Linked DNA regions of Homo sapiens: region 2 is linked to region 1. Evidence: chromatin contacts called from ENCODE Hi-C or POLR2A ChIA-PET data. All regions are on one chromosome and are shown on one strand. Each heading gives the region's core, a stretch centred on a gene start or an enhancer-like site at or near the end of the contact. The rest is flanking DNA. Distances are from core to core; before and after follow the strand shown.

What was found. Hi-C counts contacts between places; a loop is a spot of excess contacts on that map. ChIA-PET counts read pairs that join two places held with the same protein, here RNA polymerase II (POLR2A). Pooled maps may share reads with other maps.
Region 2: a map of heart left ventricle shows a loop between it and region 1 (13-fold over the local background). The contact joins the promoter of LRRC37A here to the enhancer-like site in region 1. A Hi-C loop is called at or near these places in 3 of 168 maps with a recorded cell type or tissue (Calu3, GM11168 and heart left ventricle), 2 of 37 single-sample maps with no recorded cell type and 9 of 50 pooled maps. POLR2A ChIA-PET finds 5 or more read pairs at or near these places in 1 of 52 experiments (GM12878).

The regions. Positions count from the first base shown.
Region 1 is chr17:46,137,789-46,142,297 of GRCh38, reverse strand. All of the region lies in intron 2 of KANSL1 (KAT8 regulatory NSL complex subunit 1), which reads left to right. Among named protein-coding and RNA genes, the nearest start is that of KANSL1, 53 kb to the left of the region's middle. Within about 2 kb of position 2,702, at least 2 of the 41 ENCODE cell types and tissues checked have a DNase peak (open chromatin) inside an H3K27ac peak, as active enhancers do.
Region 2 is chr17:46,292,817-46,297,325 of GRCh38, reverse strand. It overlaps LRRC37A (leucine rich repeat containing 37A), which reads right to left and starts at 2,195. Exons shown (of 14, transcript NM_014834.4): 1 at 1-2,195. The coding sequence starts at 2,192. It also overlaps a transcript of ARL17B not described here.

The sequences.
Region 1 (4,509 bases), core at 1,453-3,952:
ATTTATCCTTTGGTAAAAATATTGGAGTCAAACTTGGATAAGTTAGAAATTATAAATTGTTTAAATTTTTGTCTGTTGATCTTTTGCCTTTAGCTTTCTTTCTCAACCTAAAATAGTAGAAATTCTTCATCCTTCCAGACACTAATAGGAGAATTTTAAATTTCCTTGTACATGTTTTTATTTTTGGAAACTACCCTTTTACCAATATAGTGAAACCTTGGCTCTACTAAAATACAAAAAAATTAGCCAGGTGTGATGGCACACACCTGTAATCCCAGCTGCTCGGGAGGCTGAGGCTGGAGAATCGCTTGAACCTGGTAGGTGGAGGTTGCAGTGAGCCAAGGTCATGCCACTGCACTCCAGCCTGGGCACGCAGAGTGAGACTTGTCTGAAAAAAAGAGAAATAAAGAAAGAAACTACCCTTTTAATTCATCAGAGCGTTTTTTGTTTCATAATACAAGGAAGTAAGTCCTCTCTAACCCTCTTTCCGAAAAAGCTGACTAGTATCTCAAAACCACTTAATTTTGTATTACTTTCTTTGGGACTTTGGAAGTTGCATAAGACATACAGGTTAACTTGTAAAGAATATCTTTCCAGAATATGGGTTGCCAAATTTTTACTAGATTCATTTAGGGTATTTTTTGTGAGGATACTGTATTCTTGGGCATTTTGTTCTTTTTAATTCCTTTTATGAGTATACACTCTCTGATTGTCTTTTCTTATTTCGCACCCAGATTTTCTGCAGTAGCTCAGTGGAATATTTTGAGCTTAGTGTAAGATAGACCGTTTGTAAATAAATGTAAAGTATTGCATAGAAGAATTTATTTGTCTTAGACCCTTAAGCAGCCCCTATGCTCCCCCAGTGAAGTTGATTTAGATGTGTAGACAACCTTGAGGAAAGAGAAGGGCTCTTCAGCTGCTCTCCTGTCTCCAAGTTTATCTAAATCTAGGGTTCTGTGAAATGATTTAGTCTTCAGTGTGGATTTTGCTCTGTGGGATAGCCTCTGAGTGTAAATGCTTCCTGTCCTGAGACCTACTGGGTTTAATGCATTTGCTTCACCTTGTTGTGTACACTCACAGGTGGGAATATAAAAGGATTTTCAGTTCAAAGAACCAGATAAACAATTTTCAATTTAAAATGTTTAGTTCTTACATAACTTAGTTTTGTAAAGAGAAATACAAGTACTTTAGTTAATTGTTGAGTACATTGTCTTTTTTTTTTTTTAAACAAACAGGATCAATCACTGTTCTGGGAATGCTTTATCTGAATTTCTGATCCTTTATGCATCCTCAGCATTTAACACATAAAGTAGCCCTGTGTATAACTTTTTGAGGAACTGCCTGTTTTCCATTTTATATTACCATTTTGTATTACCATGAGCGATATTTGTGGGTTCCATTCTCTCCACATTCTTGCCAATGCTTCTAATTGTCTTTTTAATTATAGCCATGCTAGTCAATGTGAAGTGGTATCTCATTGTGGTTTTGATTTTAATTTCTCTAATGGCTAATGATGCTGATAATCGTTTCAGGTGCTTAATTGGTCATTTGTATATCTTCTTTGGAGATCCTTTGCTCATTTCTAAAGTTATTTGGTTTTTAAAAATTGTTGAATTGTGTTTTTTGTATATATTCTGGAGACCAGTGTCTTGTCAAATAGATGATTTTCAGATATTTTCTTCCATTCTGTGGATTGTATTCTCATTTTCTTGATTATTATTTACAGAAGTTTTAAATTTTGATATAGTCCAATTTATGTTTTTTTTTTGTTTCTTTTGCTTTTTGTGTCACAGCATAAGAAATCATTGCCTAACCCAAGTTCATGAAGAATTTACTCCTATGCTTTTTTCCAGGAGTTTCAATGCTTACATTTAAGTAGGGCTTTGATCGACTTTAAGTTAGTTTTCTGTATGGTGTGAGGTAGGAATCCAATTTTATTTTGCCTGTGGATAGTGGATATTCAGTTGTCCTTGTACCATATTTATTGTAAAGACCTTTTTTTCCCCATCATGTGTTTTACAATGTAAATTTAGTTGTGGAAACTTATTTGCAGCTTAAAATTTTTTCCGGTTGTATAGATTACATATTTTTCTTCTTTATGCTACTCTTTATTTTCCAGATATCTGCAGTAAAATTTTGGCAACAAAAATATATATGTATGTATGTGTATGTGTATATGTGCACACCAGAGTGCTAACAGTGATTATTTCTGAGGGATGGGATGGGTTGGGATGGAGGAAGGGAAGGGATTACTTTCATTTATTTTTTAATACTTTGAAATTTTATTATGAGCTTTTTTGGTGTAGTAAAAAATAGAAAAAGTTTTTGTCTCTCTGGATTATGCTAATTTACTTGAATTATTGTGGTGGCCTGTAAACCAGGACCAAAAGTATTTTTAAAAATTTTTGCCTTTTCCCTTCCCTCTCTCCTTTTTCTTTTCTTTTCTTTCCCTTCATTCCTTCCTCTTTTTTTAAGGACAGTATATTCTGAGAATGCTTTCAGTTCGTGGAGGGTTAGTTTCCAAAGTCAGGGTGCTGTTGTAGGAGAGGGACGGAAACTAACAATCAGTTAGTGCCTATTTTTGGTATTATGCTTTTATGTACGTAATAATCCTTCACATTTTTACAGTTAGGCAACAGGAGTACTAGACATAATGATTGACTTCCCGAGGTCACAAGGCTTAGTAATTGGTTAAAACAAGAAGTAGAGTCAGGTTCATATCACTCCAAAGGCTGGGTTTCCTCTGCTTCTTCGTGCTGAGTAGTACATAATAAGCAATTCATTGAATGCTTGAGTACACATGTGCACATTTAGATGGGTGAGTAGTGGCACAGGTGGAGGAAATCTGGTGGAGAAATTGATGTTAGAGAGAAATAATGGAAAATGAGTAACTTCACCTTGAGGGAACTAAAAATTTTGAATTCAGTGAGAGCAAGTATTTAATTATATTTGTCATGGTATTTAAAGCATGTTAGTCATTATATACTTTTTTTTTTTTTTTGGCCTATGAAAGATTTTAAACTTGGTTCCAAAATGTGGTCAAATGCCCTGTGAGGATGAGAAAATAATGTCAATACTATGAGTTCACTTTAATAAAGGCTAAGAGGTAAATAGACATTAGTAAATAGACATTGGTTTCCTGTGATGTCCTAGGTATTGTTTTAGATTATGGGGATAGAGCAGCAATGAAAGACTTCTGGTTTTCCATTTTTCTGCCTTCCTTTTTAATGAATTGGCACTAGTTTCTTCCTTAAAACTCAAGACTTCTTAGCAGATTAGAAATTTGTAATGGTAATAGTCTTGTGTCTGATGCCTTTAGGATTGATTCATAAGCCACTGGGGGTAGTTGAGTGAGAATAGGTTTAATGAATTCTATCACAGGATTCCTGGTTAGAGGTGAAATTTATGTGTGTCCTGTATGTATGTTACTTCATGACTTCTCCTAATATTGTGAACTGTACCTATGTTGATGGGTTACAGTGATGATCCTTTGACTCCAGTTCTTACTGTCAGGTGTGACCCTTGGATCAGGTGAGGAATACTATCTCATCTTTGTCTTGGACTTAATACTTTTAAAGTACTTTGAACCTTAGCCACGTATGTATTCACACAACTAGATGTGCTGTTGATTTACAGAACTGAAAGCCATTACAGGTGGAGTCTCTCTGATGTGAAATGTTTGGGACCAGAGGTGTTTTGGATTTTGGAATCTTTGCATTATACAGTTATCCTTCAGTATTCTTGGATGACTTGTTCCACGAACTTCCGTGGATACCAAATCTGACAGTGCTCAAATCCCTGATATAAGATGGGATAGTATTTGTGTATAACCTATGCACATCCTCCTGTATGCTTTGTCATCTCTAGATTACTTATAACACCTAATACAGTGTAAATGCTATGTAAATAGTTGTTACACTGTATTGCTTAGGGAATAATGAGAAGAAAAAGTCTGTACATATTCAGTACAGACATTGTTTTTTAAATATTTTTGCTGTTTGATTGATTGAATCCATGAATACAGAGGGTCAGCTGTACTTACCAGTTGAACATCCCAAATCTGGAAACCCAAAATGCTTCAATAAACATTACCTTTGAGTGTCATGTTGACACTCAGAAAGTTTCCTATTTTGGGAACTTTTTGGATCTTGGGTTTGGGATGCTGAACTTGTATTTGCATGTGTGGAAAGAGATCAGGAGTCAAGGCAGGAGTCAGGAAATGTGGCTTCTATTCTTGGCTAACTTGATGGTGTAGGGCAGATCACTTCACTAGCCTAAGCTGCAGTTTGCCACTGTTCACTCCTGAGGGTAGCTGGAGAGGCTTGAGAACAAATTTTAACACACTACATAGTGCAGACACCTTTTCATCTGAATTTTTCCTTTGAAGGATGAGTCATTCTTATGAAACAATTTTCTTTTTTTTTTTTTTTTGAGACAGAGTCTCGCTGTGTCGCCCAGACCTGAGTGCAGTGGCGTGATTTTGGCTCACTGCAAGCTCCACCTCCTGGG
Region 2 (4,509 bases), core at 946-3,445, 160 kb before region 1:
GGTTTTGTAGTTATGGTAAGCTCCAGGTCCAGAGGTTGAACGGTGGCTTGAGTCAGGTGTGAATGCTGAGCCTGACCCTTGTCTGAAGGTGGAAGTGTCACCTCAGGGTGTCCTGGAGGAGGAGCTGTAGTCATCAGGGCTGTAGAAGGTTCAACCTCTGTCATGGATTTTGGAGTGATGGTAAACCCCAGGTCCAAAGGTTGAACTGTGGCTCGAGTCAGGTGTGAATGCTGAGTCTGAACCTGGTCTGGATGTGGAAGTGTCACCTCAGGATGCTTTGGAGAAACTATAGTCCTCTTCGGGGGTGTAGAATGTCCAACCTCCGTAGTAGGTTCTGGAGTGATGGTAAGTCCCAGGTCCAAAAGTTGAACTGTAACGCTGGGTGACACTGGATGCTGAGCTTGATCCTGACCTGGTGTTGGATTTGTTACCCCTTGATATACTCGAAGTTGGGGTACAACTTTCTTAGGAGGCTGAGTTGGGGTCTCCTTCATGGTTGGAGAAAGTTCAACCTCTGTCTTGGATTCTGGAGTGATGGTAAACCCCAGATCCAAAGGTTGAACTGTGGCTTGAGTCAGGTGTGAATGCTCTGGAGGTTGAGCTACAACTACATTAGGGAACTCTGGAGTCTGAGCTGGGGCCTCCTGATGGGTTAGGGAAGACTCACCCTCCTCAGCGGTCTGTGGATGCTCAGCTGCAGCCTCCTGCTGGGTTGGAGAGGGGTTCTCATTATTAATAGGTTCCGGAGATTGAAATGAAGTCTCCTGTTGAACTGCTAAAGGTCCAGCTTCTTCTGATGACTCTGGAAGCAGAGGTGGGCCCCCGTGCTGGATGGCGGGAGGTTCTACATCATTACCTGACCCTGAGAGCCGAGTTGTAGCCTCCTGGTGGACTAGAGAAGTTCCCACCTCTGCACTAGGCTCTGCTGCTATGGTGAGCTGCACGTCTGGAGGCTTCACAGAGACACTGGGTGAAGCTAAATGATGAGTTTGATGGTGACCTGGAGGTGAAACTGTGACTTCATGATGTTCTGGAGGCTGACCTGGGGTCTCCTGCTGGGTCGGAGAAGATTCGACCTCCCTAGGAGACTCAGAAGGCTGAACTGGCTGCTGCTGCTCACTGATGGAAAGTTCATGCTCCATAGGAGGAACTGGAGGCTCAATTGGGGCCTCCTGTTGGGTTGCAGAAGGTTCCACCTCCTCTGGAAACTGAATTGGGGTCTCCTGCTGGGCTTGGGAAGATTCTGTCTCATTGGTAGGCTCTGAAGTTATGGTAACCTCCACATCTGCAGGTTTAACTGTAATGTTGGGCAAGTGATAATAAGCTTGATCCTCACCTGGAGGTTGAACTGACACCTCATGATTCGGTAGAGTTAGACTCTCCATAGAGGACTCTGGAGGCAGAGCTGGGGCCTCCTGCTGCATTGAAGAAGGTTCTTCCTCAAGGAGCTGTGGAAGCTGTGCTGGGGCTTCTTGCTGGAGTGAAGAGGACTGGATGTCTTCAAGGGTCTCTGGATTTTGAGTTTCGGGCTCTAGATGGAATTGAGAAGGTCCAACTTGCTCAGAGGGCCCTGGAGGCTCATCTGACTTCACCCGGAGTTCTGGAGGCAGGCTACCGGGATACGGTGTATCTGTACTGGAATATTCATTCTGCAAAGTCTGTTTCTGACTCTGAGGTGTGGATAATTGGCGTGTAATTCCAATAATCTCAGCAAGGCTCCAACGCTGAGCTGGATCTTTCTTCAGCTTCTTGGGCGAAACAGGGAGCCTTTCCTGTGGACTCAGCTTGTCCTTTAAATCCTGCTGTGAAGCCAAGAACTGCTCTGGCTCCAGGGGCTGCTCTCCAGCTGAATCCCAGGTGTCCAGGAATGGAACCAAATTTTCAGTCGATTCCTGGGGTGGGGCTGGCATCTCTGAGGAAGCAGAGGGCCCCAGGTGATCAAAGTCCCACGGGTCTGCTGGGAGAGTAGGCGCATGGGGAGATTCCCGTGGGAAATGGGAGGAGTGGGAAGACCAGGACTCAGGCGGCCCCAGGGGATTAGAGGTGAGCTGGAGCGGGTCCTTGACCCACTCCAGAGGCTGAGCCTCCTTGACTAGTAGCCACAATAGTTGCCACATAAGGAGGGGCCATGGGCCCCAGAAACGCAGCCGGGACATGACACACACTAGTGCCGGGCACTGAGCAGAAGACATTCTGGCAGCTCCGAGACGCTCGTGCCCCTTCTAAGCGTGAGCCCCGCCCTGTCTTTATGACACCTTTATTTATGTCACAGATCTGCTCCATGTCACCAGGGCACTCTTATGTCACAATCCCGCCCAAGCACGCCTTCCCATCCTGCCCTGCCGGAACACCCCTCTCCTCCCCTTAGTGAGGAAGGATTTGGGCCTCAGACCCTGGTGGTCCCAGGACTCCAGCGCCTGCTGTGGTGGGGTAGGGTGGGGTAGGGTGGGGTGGGGGCGCGGCAGAGCTTCCCAAGGAAGTCACCGGACCTCGCCTCAGGATATTCAGAAGTGCTAGTTCAGTTCTGGCAGCCTTCCTCCTTTAAGGTGAAATCCGAGAACACTCTTCCTTCCAGGGAGAGCAACTGACCTGCAAAATGGGCGCCAGGATGCACATTACAGTCACTTATTCCAAAGTGTTGCCATTTTCGCTAAACTGTCGCATGTTTGATAATTAATTCACCACCCTATTAGGTAGGGGCTGCCAGGGAATAAGCGAGGACTCCAAATTTTCTGTAGGAGGGGTGTTGGGAGTTGGCAATTCGGTCTGGGAGAGAAGGTTTTAATCCGAGTGAAGAGCCCTTTGCACTAGCCTGGGAGGAGGCTGAACTGTCATCCTGCCTTGACTCAACACAGCCATTCCCCTAGAAGTTACAGCACTTCTAGGGTCACCTGTGTTCAGAGATCTACCCTGTGTGCACACATGGAGAAGAGGCTTAGGTTGTTAAAGTCAGCATGTTAAATCATTTCCTGAAATGCGACTGTAACTAGAACCCAGCTGACTTCCCCCACAGCCGTTCTTACCTATTTTATTACTGTCTGGCATAATTACCAGCATGTAAACTCCAAGAAGGTGCTTCATCTTATTTTAGTGCTTGGCATAGACATAGGGTGCATAGTGATGGCTTTAAAATTGAAGGGGGGCCGGGTGTGGTGGCTCACACCCATAATCCCAGAACTTTGGGAGGCCGAGGTGGGGGGATCACTGAGGTCAGAAGTTCGAGACCAGCCTGACCAACATGGTGAAACTCCGTCTCTACTAAAAATACAAAATTAGCCAGGTGTGGTGGTGCATACCTGCAATCCCAGCTACTCAGGAGGCCAAAGCAGGAGAATCACTTGAACCTGGGAGGCAGAGGTTGCAGTGAGCCGAGATCGCAACATTGCACTTCAGCCTGGGCAACAAGAGAGAAACTCCATCTCAAAAAAATAAAATAAAATAAAATGGAAGAGAGTCCAAGATTCACCTCATTTAGGGATGGAGCTATCGTTATAATCAGATTTCTGAAATGAGTGCTGACTTCCTCTCACATTTCACAGGAAGCTAGACTTCTTAAAGCTTGAAGTCTCCTTGGTGGGTTTTATTTAAATTGAATTAAAATAATTATTTTACAGGGAAAAATTTCAAAACACTTTGCAACTTTGGGGTAAAAGTTAAATAAAACACTGTAGCCCCAAGTTAAGTTCCCACTGAAATGATACTTTTGCTCCTTTTTTTAAAAAAAATTCCATAAATAGTAAATAATGACTGTTTTGAGATTAATTTAGAAACAATCTCTATTTAAGAGCTTTCATATGCAGTCATGCATTGCTTGCCACGTGAGGAGCTTGAGAAATGTGTCACTAGGTGATTTCACCATTGTGCTAATATCATAGCGTATACTTACACAAACCTAGGTGGTGTAGCCACCATACCTAGGGTACACGGTATGGCTTAGGACTCCTAGGCTACAAACCTGTACTGTATGTTACTGTACTGAATACTAAAGGCAACTGTCACAGAATGGCAGGTATTTGTGTATGTAAACATGGAAAATATATAGTTAAAATACTGTGTAAAAGATAAAAATGGGGCCTGGGCACAGTGGCTCATGCCTGTAATCCCAGCACTTTGGGACGCCAAGGTGGGTGGATCACTTGAGCTCAGGAGTTCAAGACCAGCCTGGCCAACATGATGAAACCCCATCTCTACTAAAAATACAAAAATTAGCTGAGTGTGGTGACGCGTGTCTATAATCCCAGCTACTCAGGAGGCTGAGGTAGGAGAATCACTTGAACCTGGGAGGTGGAGGTTGCAATGAGCTGGGATCATACCACTGCACTCCAGCCTGGACAACAGAGCGAGACTCCATCTCAAAAAAAAAAAAAAAAAAAAAAAAAAGATAAAAATGGTATACCTATATAGGGATAGCTCCATTATACGCTTACAGAACCACCATCATATATGTGGTCTACTGTTGACCCAAACTTCATTTTGCAGCACATGATTGTAAATGATTGACAGAAAGAT